Regions from separate parts of the Mus musculus genome. Here region 1 is linked to region 2. Evidence: chromatin contacts called from ENCODE Hi-C or POLR2A ChIA-PET data. All regions are on one chromosome and are shown on one strand. Each heading gives the region's core, a stretch centred on a gene start or an enhancer-like site at or near the end of the contact. The rest is flanking DNA. Distances are from core to core; before and after follow the strand shown.

The links. A loop is a pair of places that touch in the nucleus more often than their neighbours do. ChIA-PET counts read pairs that join two places held with the same protein, here RNA polymerase II (POLR2A).
Region 1: a loop to region 2 is called in a map of left cerebral cortex, with 1.9 times the contacts of the local background. The contact joins the promoter of Tmem59l here to the enhancer-like site in region 2. A Hi-C loop is called at or near these places in 5 of 37 maps with a recorded cell type or tissue (T-helper 17 cell, gastrocnemius, heart and 1 more). POLR2A ChIA-PET finds 5 or more read pairs at or near these places in 3 of 5 experiments (Patski and embryonic stem cell).

What each region holds. Positions count from the first base shown.
Region 1 is chr8:70,484,132-70,489,722 of GRCm38, reverse strand. Tmem59l (transmembrane protein 59-like) reads left to right here and starts at 2,375. Exons shown (of 8, transcript NM_182991.3): 1 at 2,375-2,555; 2 at 3,351-3,495; 3 at 3,589-3,686; 4 at 3,896-4,048; 5 at 4,541-4,643; 6 at 4,877-4,991; 7 at 5,072-5,189; 8 at 5,289-5,591. The coding sequence starts at 2,406. The coding sequence ends at 5,420. It overlaps 1700020G03Rik (a long non-coding RNA gene), which reads right to left and starts at 1,916. Exons shown (of 2, transcript XR_870493.2): 1 at 869-1,916; 2 at 1-785.
Region 2 is chr8:70,448,701-70,454,434 of GRCm38, reverse strand. It overlaps Klhl26 (kelch-like 26), which reads left to right. Exons shown (of 3, transcript NM_178771.3): 3 at 1,416-4,207. The coding sequence ends at 2,997. Among named protein-coding and RNA genes, the nearest start is that of Crtc1, 12 kb to the right of the region's middle. Within about 2 kb of position 1,703, at least 1 of the 3 ENCODE cell types and tissues checked has a DNase peak (open chromatin) inside an H3K27ac peak, as active enhancers do; it is heart, where a contact is called at or near this core.

The DNA of each region.
Region 1 (5,591 bases), core at 1,126-3,625, 35 kb before region 2:
GCCGCCCCGGGGGGTAGGAAGTGGAGGGGGGGGGGAACGCGGGGCGGCGGCGAGTCAACTTTCCCTCTTAAGCCCCGAAGGAATGTCGGCGGATTTCCTGAAATCCGACCCCGGCCGCCCGCCGGCCGCCCGCCCCTCACCTGGGCCAGCTCCCCCGGGAACGCCAGGAGGGGCGTCGGGGCTCACCTGGGGGGCCGGGGTCAAGTCCTCTTCCGCTTACCCCCAGCGGCCTCGGGGAGCGGAAAAGGAGGGGGTGCTGGAAGCCAACAAACTTACTTTCAGCCCTGGGTCGCTCTGACTCAAACCCTCATGCCTCAGTTTCTCTCTCTGCAAAGAGTCATGGGAAGTTCTTTTTTACACTGGACGATGACCCCCCACACACACACACACACGGTGTCACGTGGCCCAAGCTAGCCTCGATTTTTCGGCCATCCTCCTGTCTCGGTCTTTCTTGTTGAGACTGTCAGGCCCGCCTTGTCATCAGCCCCCATCCTCCCTAGCTTGGCAGCCTCTGTTAGCCCTCTTCTGTATCATGTCACCTAAGCCCATCCCCTGTGCCATTCCGGGTTCCAATGACCTAATTTGGAAGGGGGACAGCCCTACCCTATAGGGTTTTTGTCAGAGAAAAAAGTCATGGCAAGAAAATCTTTGTTGAAAGGAGTGTTTGTTTGAAATTGAATGAAGGACCGTAATTGCAGAAGGGTTAAGTGCCCGGGACTCTGCAAATGACAAGTGTGAACTTGAATTCCGGCTCTGCCCAGGCGTCCGGGTGCCAGGTTTCCCACCTGTAAATTGGGGAAACAGGCTTTGCGTTTGGTTTCTTGAGACAGGGTCTCGCTCACTATAGAGGGCCAGACTTAGAACTCACGTCCTAACCCAGATTGACCTGGACCTCGCACCGATTCTTCTGCCTCAGCCTTTCCGCGTGTTGGGATGATGGGCATATGCCAAGGCGTCCGACTTGAGGAAACGGTTGGGGTCCCAGCGCACAGGGACCGTGCCCAGGGTGCGCTGGTGGAAGAGAGGCCCAGCCCGGGAGGGGCGGGGGAGGGGCCGCGCCGGGATCCAGATGTTCAGGTCCGCCAGGCACAGCCGCGCCTGATTAAGCCACGTGGGGGCCGGCCCCGGCCGCTGAGATGAAAGCAAACGGCCGGCGGGGACCCGGGCGCGCCAGCCCCTCCTCCCGACCGGAACCTGCGGCTCCCTGTGACCCGACGACCCTGCGAGCGGCCTCCTCGTCTACTGGGGCGGAGCGACTGGACGCGCAGGCCGCAAGGCACCTGTGCCAAGCAGGCCACTGGGGCTCAGAGCCCGCGCCCTGGCGCCCGGACGGAGGAAACCGTGGAGACCTCCGAATCCAGGACGGAAGCCACTGTGTCCCTATTTGCTTCAAGTTTTCCCACCAGATGGGAAAAGTGAGCGGCTCAGAGGCCTTGTTAGAGTGCTGGGGGCCTCCGAGTCCCAGGGAGACAATGGGTTCCCTCAGGTCTGTTTTTCCGCACTGAAATGGAGGGAGACCACCTTAAGTTTTGCTCCCTGAAGTTCCTCGAGGACTTCCTGGAGGAGGCAGCTGCCCCTAGAGTACCTCCCCCTAGAGTCTTAGTGTCCCGGAAGCAGGCCAACTGTGGCTGGTGGTCGGCTAGTTTCCGCGCCCTCAGATGCTTCAAATCCACCCCGGCTCCAGCTCTATGGTCCTGCTCGCTCCTTCTGGCCTCCCTTCTCCTCCACTCCCTCTCTCTCCACTCCCAAGTCTTTGTCCGCCTCCTCCTGGTCCTCAAACACCTCTTGTTTCCCCTCCTCCCTAACTGTCTTCCTTCCTTCTTACCATTTTTTACCCCTCCCCTCCCCCACTTTCCGTTTTCTTCCTCTTCTCATTCTACCTCCCCCTCCATCCTCCCAGGCCTTCAACCTCCTCATCCTCTTGGTCTCTCTCTCTCTCTCTCTCTCTCTCTCTCTCTCTCTCTCTCTCTCTCTCTCTCTCTCTCTCTTTCTCTCTCTCTCTCTCTCTCTCTCTCTCTCTCTCTCTCTCTCTCTCTCTCTCTCTCTCTCTCTCTCTCTCTTCTTTCATTGCCCTGTCCATACTCCTCTTCCCTTTTTAAAAAATTCCTTGACTAAGGATCTTAGATGCTCCCTGCCCCGTTGCTCTTGGCCTTCATCCCTGAGTGGCCTGAGATAGGCCTGTCACCGTATCTAGCCAGGTCCTCTTTGTCATTCCCGGCACGCAGATCCAAGTCCGGTCAAAGAGCCGGACCATGAGTATCAAGAATATGTCCCCGACCGGAGTAGAGATTCACCTGCCCGCCCCGCTCGCCGCAGCACACCCCCCCCCCCTTCCCAGGCTGCCTCGCTCAGTGACGTCAACACCCGGTCCCGCATCCCAGGGCCCGCGCTGCGCATCTTCAGCCATGGCTGCGGTAGCATTGCCGCTGCTGCTGTTGTTGGCGTCACTGGTCACCCCAACCCCAGCGCGTGACCCCTTCGCTCCGCAGCTCGGGGACACTCAGAGGTGCCAGCAGCGGTGTCGCCAGCACCACCCTGGCTCGCCTCCTGCGCAGGTAACAGATGGACTCTCAGGAACCCAGTGACTGGAAAAGGAGAGGGACCTGAGTGTAGGACCCTCAGATGGAAGAGGGGATGCGAGTACCTGGTATGCTAGTGCAGATTGGGGTCCTGGGAAGGGGCCTGGATGGGGGAACCTCGGATGAGAAAAGAGCTGACGTGGGGTTCCTCAGGTTGGCAGAGGGATGCGGGATTCTGAGAGTCCCTAAAGAGATGTGGGAGCCAGAGAGTCCTCTAGAAATAGTGGGGCGACAGGATGGAGGATCTTCAGGAGTGGGAGGAACTGAGGTGCCTGCAATGAGGGTGTCTTGAAGGGGGAGGGGTCTCTCAGAACTGCCCTTCCTTCTAGGAAGGGATCAATTGGCACCTGGGGTGAACACTGTAAGTGGGGACATGCCAAAGGGAGGCTGAGACCTGCACCTGAGAGGTCCTGGAGCACACCCCACCCACAGTCCAAGGCTACTTGGTGCTGTCCCTCCTTCCCCCATGGGCTCTCTTCTCTTCCCACGTTCCTCACTGCCTTCTTGGAGACAGTTCTGCTCCAGGCTGTTCCCAAGTGCAAGCTCTGCCTCTCTCTGAGAAGCCCTCTGCCAGCCTCCATCCTGGAGAGGCCACTGTGCAGGCCACTATCCAGCCTGCTTAGAAAGCTGCTTGCTGTTTCTCAGAAGGCACCCCTCCCCCCATGATGATCCTGGCTTTCTGAAACCTGACTTCAGTCTCGTGGATTCTTAGGGGGACCCCAGCCTTCTTCCCCGAGTACCTTTGCCTGAGTCTCTTATCTCCCTTCCCAGCCTGAGCCAGAGGGTCCCTCAGAGTCCCCGAATAACAAGGCTATCCTGATCAGTGCTTGTGAGCGTGGCTGTCGGCTTTTCTCCATCTGCCGCTTTGTGGCCAAGAGCTCTAGGCCCAATGCCACAGAGACAGAATGTGAAGCAGGTGAGTCCTCCAGGGCTGGGTGCACTTTGGGGGTGCCTGCAGCAGAGGTATCCTGGGAAGCAGCTCCCAGTGACTCCATCCTGTGGCCCACAGCCTGCACAGAAGCTTACGTGAAGGCAGCGGAGCAACGGGCCTGCAGTGAGGGGTGCTGGGGCCAGATCCCTGAACCTGAGACCCAGCTGGAGCAGAAGGTGAACCCCCTAACCTATAAATCCCCATCTCAAAACCAAGCACTCAAAGAAAGACTGTGTGGCTTCTTCCCCTTAAGTGAACACAGCTGACATATGGCAGGGCAGGGGTCCCTGTTGGATACTGAAACTCAGGTTTTCTTACACTAGTTGTCTAAATCAGCACAGCCCAGTTTTCCAGCACCAGTTTGTCTTGGGCTTCCTCTTCCTAGGACTTGGCTTTGGACCCGCCCAGGGGGCGCCTCTCCCTTCGGTACCTGTTTTCCATGCTCTGTAGCGACCTGATGAGTTCTGCCCAGGGCTTTCTATCCTCCTCCTGGACATATTCCCTTCAGACAGACAACCGGAAAGTGGTGGTGTTCCAGGTGAGAGAACAATGGCACAGTGAACCGGAGTGGCATCCCGTGGTTGCCTCATGGTATATGAAGTCCTCATGAGAGAACTTCAGGCAACATTACATCCAGGAACACTGTTCTTGCTATCCATGTAGGTCCCGGTGACTGAACTCAGTTCATGCGGCCTGGCAGCCATTACCTTAGTTCACTGAGCCATATTACCTGCCCTCTGTTTGGGGCTTTACCTGAAAAGGGTTTACTCTGATTGGCACTGGCTGGTTGGGTCACATGACCATGTAGGTCAATCCTGTAATTCTGTGTCGTTGGCTTGGGCATCTTCCTGTTTCTAGGGATCATCAGAGGTGTTAAGGCTAATGGATACAGCCCATGGGATGGTGTTCTCCCGCTTGACTCCTGGGAGAACTGGGGGCCACCTGGACAAGGAACTCTAGCCCTCTTGCATCTGAGATGAGTCTGCCAGGGCTCAGAGGGTACCTCTGTAACATTTTGTTCCCTGCTCAGACTCAGCCTGTAGCAGAGAACTTTGCATTCCAAGGGAGCCATCTGCAGCGAGTGGAGGTGACCTGGAGGAGGTCCCACCCCAAGGCCCTAGAACTGCACATGGGTAAGATTGCAATAGATCCATGATCAGTGTCGTGGAATCCATAGTCTCCCAGGGTCCAGTGGTCCCAGGATTCATGGTCCACCTCCACATTCTGTGGGTCATATTCCAAGATCCCTTGCACCTCTATTCCAGCCCTACACATCCTCCTGCCCGAGTCCTGGCATCTATTTCCCACTCCTTACCAGGCTGTCCTTCTAGCTGAGACTGGGACTGAGATGCCCCCCACCTTTCAGACCCTGTAGGCCCCTTGGACAAAGTGAGGAAGGCTAAGCCCCGAGTGAAGACCAGCAAAGCCAAGGTAGAGTCTGAGGACCAACAAGAGAGTGACTTCCTCAGTTGCATGTCCCGGTAGGTGCCAGTGGTCTAGGCTGGGCTGGGCGCAGATATGGGAGGCTCAGGTAGCTGAGCGATGCCTGTCCTTGGTACAGGCGCTCCGGGCTGCCTCGATGGGTCCTATTCTGCTGTCTCTTCCTGTCCATCCTGATCATGCTCTGGCTGAGTTGCTGCACTCTGGTCACCACACCAGGCCAGCACCTCAAGTTCCAGGTGAGTAACAGTCATGATGGCTAGGGCTGCATGCTGGGGGGGGGGGGTCCTGCTTGCCTTGGGAAGCCAGACAAGGCTCTTTTGCCCCAATCTATACAGCCTCTAACTGCAGAACAGCACAAGGGCCTCTTGGTGGAGTCTGACTGGCCCTTATACCCACCCCTGCCGCCGCCTGCCTATGAGGACAGCACACCTCCTTACAAGTTGAAGCTTGATTTGACCACGCTGTAATCTCCAGCCTACTGCCAAGTGCAGGGGCCTCCCTACGTTCTGTACCCTAAATCCCAAGGTCAGGTTGGGGACCAACCTTGGGCTTATCCACCCCCCAGTCTTCCCTCCCTCTCTTGCCAGCACATCCCTTAGTCCCCTTGAGACAAGTGGACCTAAGTGGCCGAGAGAGGA
Region 2 (5,734 bases), core at 454-2,953:
CGTTGGCTCCTGGAGCCCAGGTGGATCTCTTGTCTCCCCTAGGGCTCCCCTGTATCATGCCCCAGGCACGCACAGACACATGGGTCTGTCTACTTTTCCCTGTCCTGGGACTGAGTCAGAACTAAGGGCCCAGTGGAGCTGTCTCATCAGGGGATGCCCCTGCCAGCCAGCAAGGGTGGAAGCTGGAATGGTTGTCCTTGGAGACTTGTGCTAAGTCTTCTTCCCCAGCTGTGACCGTCCTTCTAAGAGGGTCAAGTCTTCCAGGTCCACTGGTTACCTGGGTGTGGATATCAGGCCAAATGTCCCTCTAGGCCCAGCAGCCCTCCCTGGGGCGCAGCAAGACTGTTACGAGGAGCTGCTGCAGCCAACTGGGGCATCTGTGCTATTTTTACTCTGGATTTGTGAGCGGGTGGGCAGCCCAGCCAGCAATGCCTTTTAAAGGCACCCCCGCTCTGGCAATGTAGCCCATGAGACCTTAAAAGGCAAAACTCCATCCTGTCATCTGGTCTGGCCTCTTTTCTCACTGAAGTGCCCAAGGGCTTGTGGGGACTCTAGGGGACAGGCAGGGGCTGGGGCTAGGAGCTGTTCCTTATGGTCTTAGGGAGGCCCAGGATGCTATCCCACAGAATGATGGCATTAGACGACAGCACCTCCATGACACCCATGGCCTCACTCCTGCTGTGACCTCAGCCTAGGTTGCATCAAGTAGACCACTATGGGGTGGCTGTCACCTTTGATGATGGGTGGTATCCCTTCCCCTCTGGCAAGAAATCCTGCTCACCGTTGTGAGGGCTGCTGTAAAATGTTGGAGAATGTCACCAAGGGACCCCTGCAGACCCTGTGAGCACAACTCAGTTCTCTCCTTCCTGCTGGAAACTGAGATTTGACCCCAAGCCTTTCCAGAACCTTCACGCATGGGTCTGCATCCCCCCACCAGCTGCCATGTGACTCCAGAGGCCCTTAACACAGGCCTCACACAGGCTGAGGACTCGGCTGATGCTGGCCATGCCTGGGCAGGAACACAGTCTCTGTAGCTTCTCCCTGTAGACAGCAGTAATGGGCACAGCCCCTTGTGGGCAGTGACCTCTTGAGACCTTCGCAACAGCTTAGGGGGAATGGGGCAGACCCTTTGATCCTTACTTCACGGGTTCCAGGCTGGGGAAGTTGGTCATGCCTGCAAGCAGTCAGTGAGGAGATCCTAGGTTCTGGTGGTAGTGGGGGAGCACAGGCTGGCCCTGACTTGGAGCTCAAGGTGGTTGTGCATCTACAACTGATACCTCCTTAAGAAACCTACCAGTTAGCCTTCAGGGCTGGGGGCCCCGCGCAGAGCTGCACGGGCTCAGAAAGGCTGGGTGAGGGCAGAACAAGCTTTGACTCTCTACTGGCCCTGTTCTTGGGTGTGTTTCCACCTCCAGGGCCATGTTCACTGGCGGCATGCGTGAGGCCAACCAGGCTGTCATCCAGCTGCAGGGTGTGTCTGCACGTGGCCTGCGTCACATCATCGATTTTGCCTACAGTGCTGAGGTGACACTGGACCTAGACTGTGTGCAGGACGTGCTGGGTGCTGCCGTGTTTCTGCAGATGCTGCCGGTGGTGGAGCTGTGCGAGGACTTCCTGAAAGCTGCCATGAGCGTAGAGACGTGCCTGCACATTGGCCAGATGGCTACCACCTTCAGCCTGACATCACTGCGTGAGTCAGTAGATGCCTTCACATTCCGCCACTTCCTGCAGATAGCAGCAGAAGAGGACTTTCTGCGCCTGCCACTCGAGCGCCTTGTCTTCTTTCTGCAGAGCAACCGGCTGCAGAGCTGCGCCGAGATTGACCTGTTCCGCGCTGCTGTGCGCTGGCTGCAGCATGATCCTGCCCGCCGCGCCCGTGCCAGCCTTGTGCTACGCCACGTGCGCTTCCCGCTCATGCAACCTGCTGAACTGGTGGACAGCGTGCAGACACTCGACGTCATGCTCGACGATGCCCTGTGTCGCCAGTACCTGCTGGAGGCCTTCAGCTACCACGTGCTGCCCTGCCGCCAGCATGACATGCAGTCGCCTCGCACTGCTGTGCGCTCTGATGTAGCGTCCCTGGTGGCCTTCGGGGGCACACCTTATACCGACAGCGACCGAGCTGTCAGCAGCAAGGTGTTCCAGTTACCTGAGCCAGGAGCACGCCACTTCCGCGAGCTCACGGAGATGGAACTGGGCTGTAGCCACGCGGGCGTGGCTGTGCTGGATAACTTCGTGTACGTGGCAGGCGGCCAGCATCTGCAGCACCGCAGTGGCGAAGGCGCTGTGGACGCCTGCTACCGCTATGATCCACAGCGCAATCGCTGGCTGCGGCTGCGAGCACTGCGTGAGAGCCGCGTGCAGTTCCAGCTCACTGCACTGGGAGGGCTGTTGTATGCCACCGGTGGCCGAAATCGCGCGGGCAGCCTGGCGTCTGTGGAGCGCTACTGCCCACGCCGTGACAGCTGGGATTTTGCCTGCCCACTCAAGCGCCGTACCTGGGGCCATGCGGGTGCCGCAGCTGCTGGTCGCCTCTACATCTCAGGTGGTTATGGCGTCTCAGCGGAGGACAAGAAGGCGCTGCAGTGCTATGATCCAGCAGCCGACCGCTGGGAGCCCAGGGCGCCCATGCGTGAGCCCCGCGTGCTGCACGCAATGTTGGGCGCTGCTGGCCGCATCTATGCCCTAGGTGGCCGCATGGACCACGTGGACCGCTGCTTCGATGTGCTGGCTGTGGAGTACTACGTGCCGGATGCCGACCAGTGGACCAGTGTGACACCCATGCGAGCTGGTCAGTCGGAAGCTGGCTGCTGTCTACTAGAGAGGAAGATCTACATCGTGGGTGGCTACAACTGGAGGCTGAACAATGTCACAGGCATCGTTCAGGTGTACAACACTGAGACGGATGAGTGGGAGAGAGACCTGCACTTCCCCGAGTCCTTTGCAGGCATTGCCTGTGCTGCTGTCCTGCTGCCCCGCTCAGGCCATGGGAGGTAGCTTGGGATCCTGGCTGTGTTCCCCACAAGTGTCAGACCCCCAGCCCAGGGGTCCCTACCTCCCAGCCCCAAGTCAACAGAGAGAGAGATCTGGTCCCCAAGGTTTAGGTGCCATGGCAGCCATTGCCCAGTGGGTGTCTCTGCACTGTCCTGTGTGGTTAGGTCTTGGTATCTCTCATCCCTAGCCAGACAGATGAAAGCTTGTGGACAGAAAACACCAAGTCCAGGGAGGAGCAACTCTCCTTGTCTCCTGACTAAACTCTTCTGTTTAAAATCCTAGCCTGGATTTCTGCCGTGGGATCCACAAGGCAGAGAGACTCTTCAGATTACCCTCTGAACTCCACGTGGGCATCATGGAACACACATGCACGCACACAATCAAATGAGTAAGATTGTAAATCAGCTCTCTGGTGCCTGGACAGCATTCAGGATGCAGGAGTCAGAGTGTGTCCCAGAGGCCCCCTGACAGGTGACAGATGCAGCCAAGTCTTCATCACCAACCTCCCTGGCCCGCTTGACTTGTGGATTCTGGAGCATCCCAAAGGCCCCTGTCCCGTTAACCCAGCATTCTTTGCCTGTGCCACCCCCTTTTATAAGAAGACAGAGCTAATAAGTGAGGCATGGTGTGGCCTTTTCCAATACCCTGGAGGCTAAAGAGGGAGGAGAATCATTGCAAGTTCTAGGCCAGCCAGGACCACAGCCCTGAAATGAGGAAACCCACAAAAAACAAAAGCAGAGAAACCACAAAAGCCACCTCAGGTGAGGAGGCCTGTGTCAGCTGGCCCGGGAGGAGAGCCAGCTGGGGGCCCATCTAACATGTTGGCTATAGAAAGCCATGCTCCCAGGTCTGGCCCACCCTCGGGTGGGGTGGTGGGAGGTGCTATGGCCGTGAGCCCCAGCAGCCTCATTCGATGGCAGCCCTGCTTTGTTTTGCTGTTTAAATCCTGAACTCTCATCTTCATATTTTGTTTAATTTTTTTCTTGTTTAAGGAAGCCAGCCCCACTGTCTTCCAAATGAGTATGTTCTCTGGTGATCTAAGGTGTCCCTTGCTGCTCAGAGTCATGGATGTCATCGTTGTACGGCCGCTCAGCACATGAGTAATTAATCCCAGTCCTTTGCTGCAGCCTCTGCTGATCAGTCCTTTGATTTAATAAAGGCATTATGGAGGAAGGATGGAGCAGACCTGTGCTCTACGCCTGCCACCTGTGTGACCTGTGCCACCAGTGTGACCTGTGCCACCTGTGTGACCTGTGCCACCAGTGTGACCTGTGCCACCTGTGTGACCTCGGGCTTTGGGGGCCCCTCTATCCCTTTCTCTTCAGCTTCCCTGCTGAATGGAGAGCTGCAGGGCTTCTGAGTGTCAACTGGGCTGAGGAGCCAGGCTTGCTGGGCAGCCTGGAAGAGGGTGTGCACGAGAGGCTGGTGAGGGACCTCTCCATGTTGCTACAGCCCCCAGAAGCTTCCATCTCTGCTCAGTCTCTCTCTCTCTCTCTCTCTCTCTCTCTCACACACACACACACACACACATACAACTGCAGATAAGCCTCTGAGGCCATGATGGGTCAGATTCAGCAGACCTGTCTCCATTCTCCCGGATGCTTCTTCCAGTGCCAGACCCTTCAGGATCCTTGCCCCAGCCCAGCTCAGCACAGGGTGACAGTTGGGGACAAGTGACTGACACTTCGAACAGTTCTCTAAGAAGTCGGGCTGTCATCCCAAGGTCCCTTCCCTGTACTCCAGCTACCTTCCTCAGTAAGTCTCGGGTGGTGGCTACTAAAGCAAGGGCTGATCTATAGAAGAGTGGACCCAGGCTGCCAGGGGTATCCAAACAACCCACCAAGACATTGTAGCTGCCTTCTGCAGAGGGGCAGGGTGAAGTGTCTGCCAACCACAAGTCCCCCAGATCACATAGCACCTCACAACATCTTGTCCCCAATGAGCTAGCCAGAGAGCCTGCAGTGGGGCCAGGGGTGGGGGTGGGTTAGTGTATCTAACTAGGGCGATTGTGCAGAGCCATCTGAGCCAGTTTATGGAATGTTCTTGGGGGCCCCTGCCCCTTCCTTGGCGCCCACCCCACCCCCCTGAAGAAAGGAAAATTATTTTTTGTATTGTAAACTTTAAACATAAAAAAGCTGTTTTTAATTAGCAGAAGCTGACTTGCACGTTCAGTCAGTAATGTCTGTGTCCTTCAGAGAAAGGGAAACATGCCTGTGCACAGTATATGCATATAACACACACACACACACACACACACACACACACACACACACACACAAACACACACACACACACACACACACACACACACACACACACACACACACCCACCCCTAAGAGCTAGGGCATACTTGAGTTCAAGGACATACAGCAACTCATGAGTTAACATGGCCAAGATGGACATGCAAATCCATGTGCATCTGTGCACGGAGTCAAACGCACAGACTTTTACATATGGTTAAGGGCAAGCTCACCAAGCTGGGGTATGTCTCACTTAGGGTGGAATTCCTGCCTAGAGTCCCTCAGTGAACCCCTCAGGGGCTTAGGATATGGCTCAGGGGTGGAGCCTTTACCTAGAATGCCCCAGTGAGGGCCTGGGGGTGTGGCTCAGGGCTGGAGTCCCTACCTAGATTCTGTCAGTGAGGGGCTGGGTGGGGGTATGGCTCAGGGGTGGAGCACCTGCCTAGAATCCTCTAGTTAGGTTCTATGGGTGTGGCTCAACGGTAGAGTCCCTGCCTAG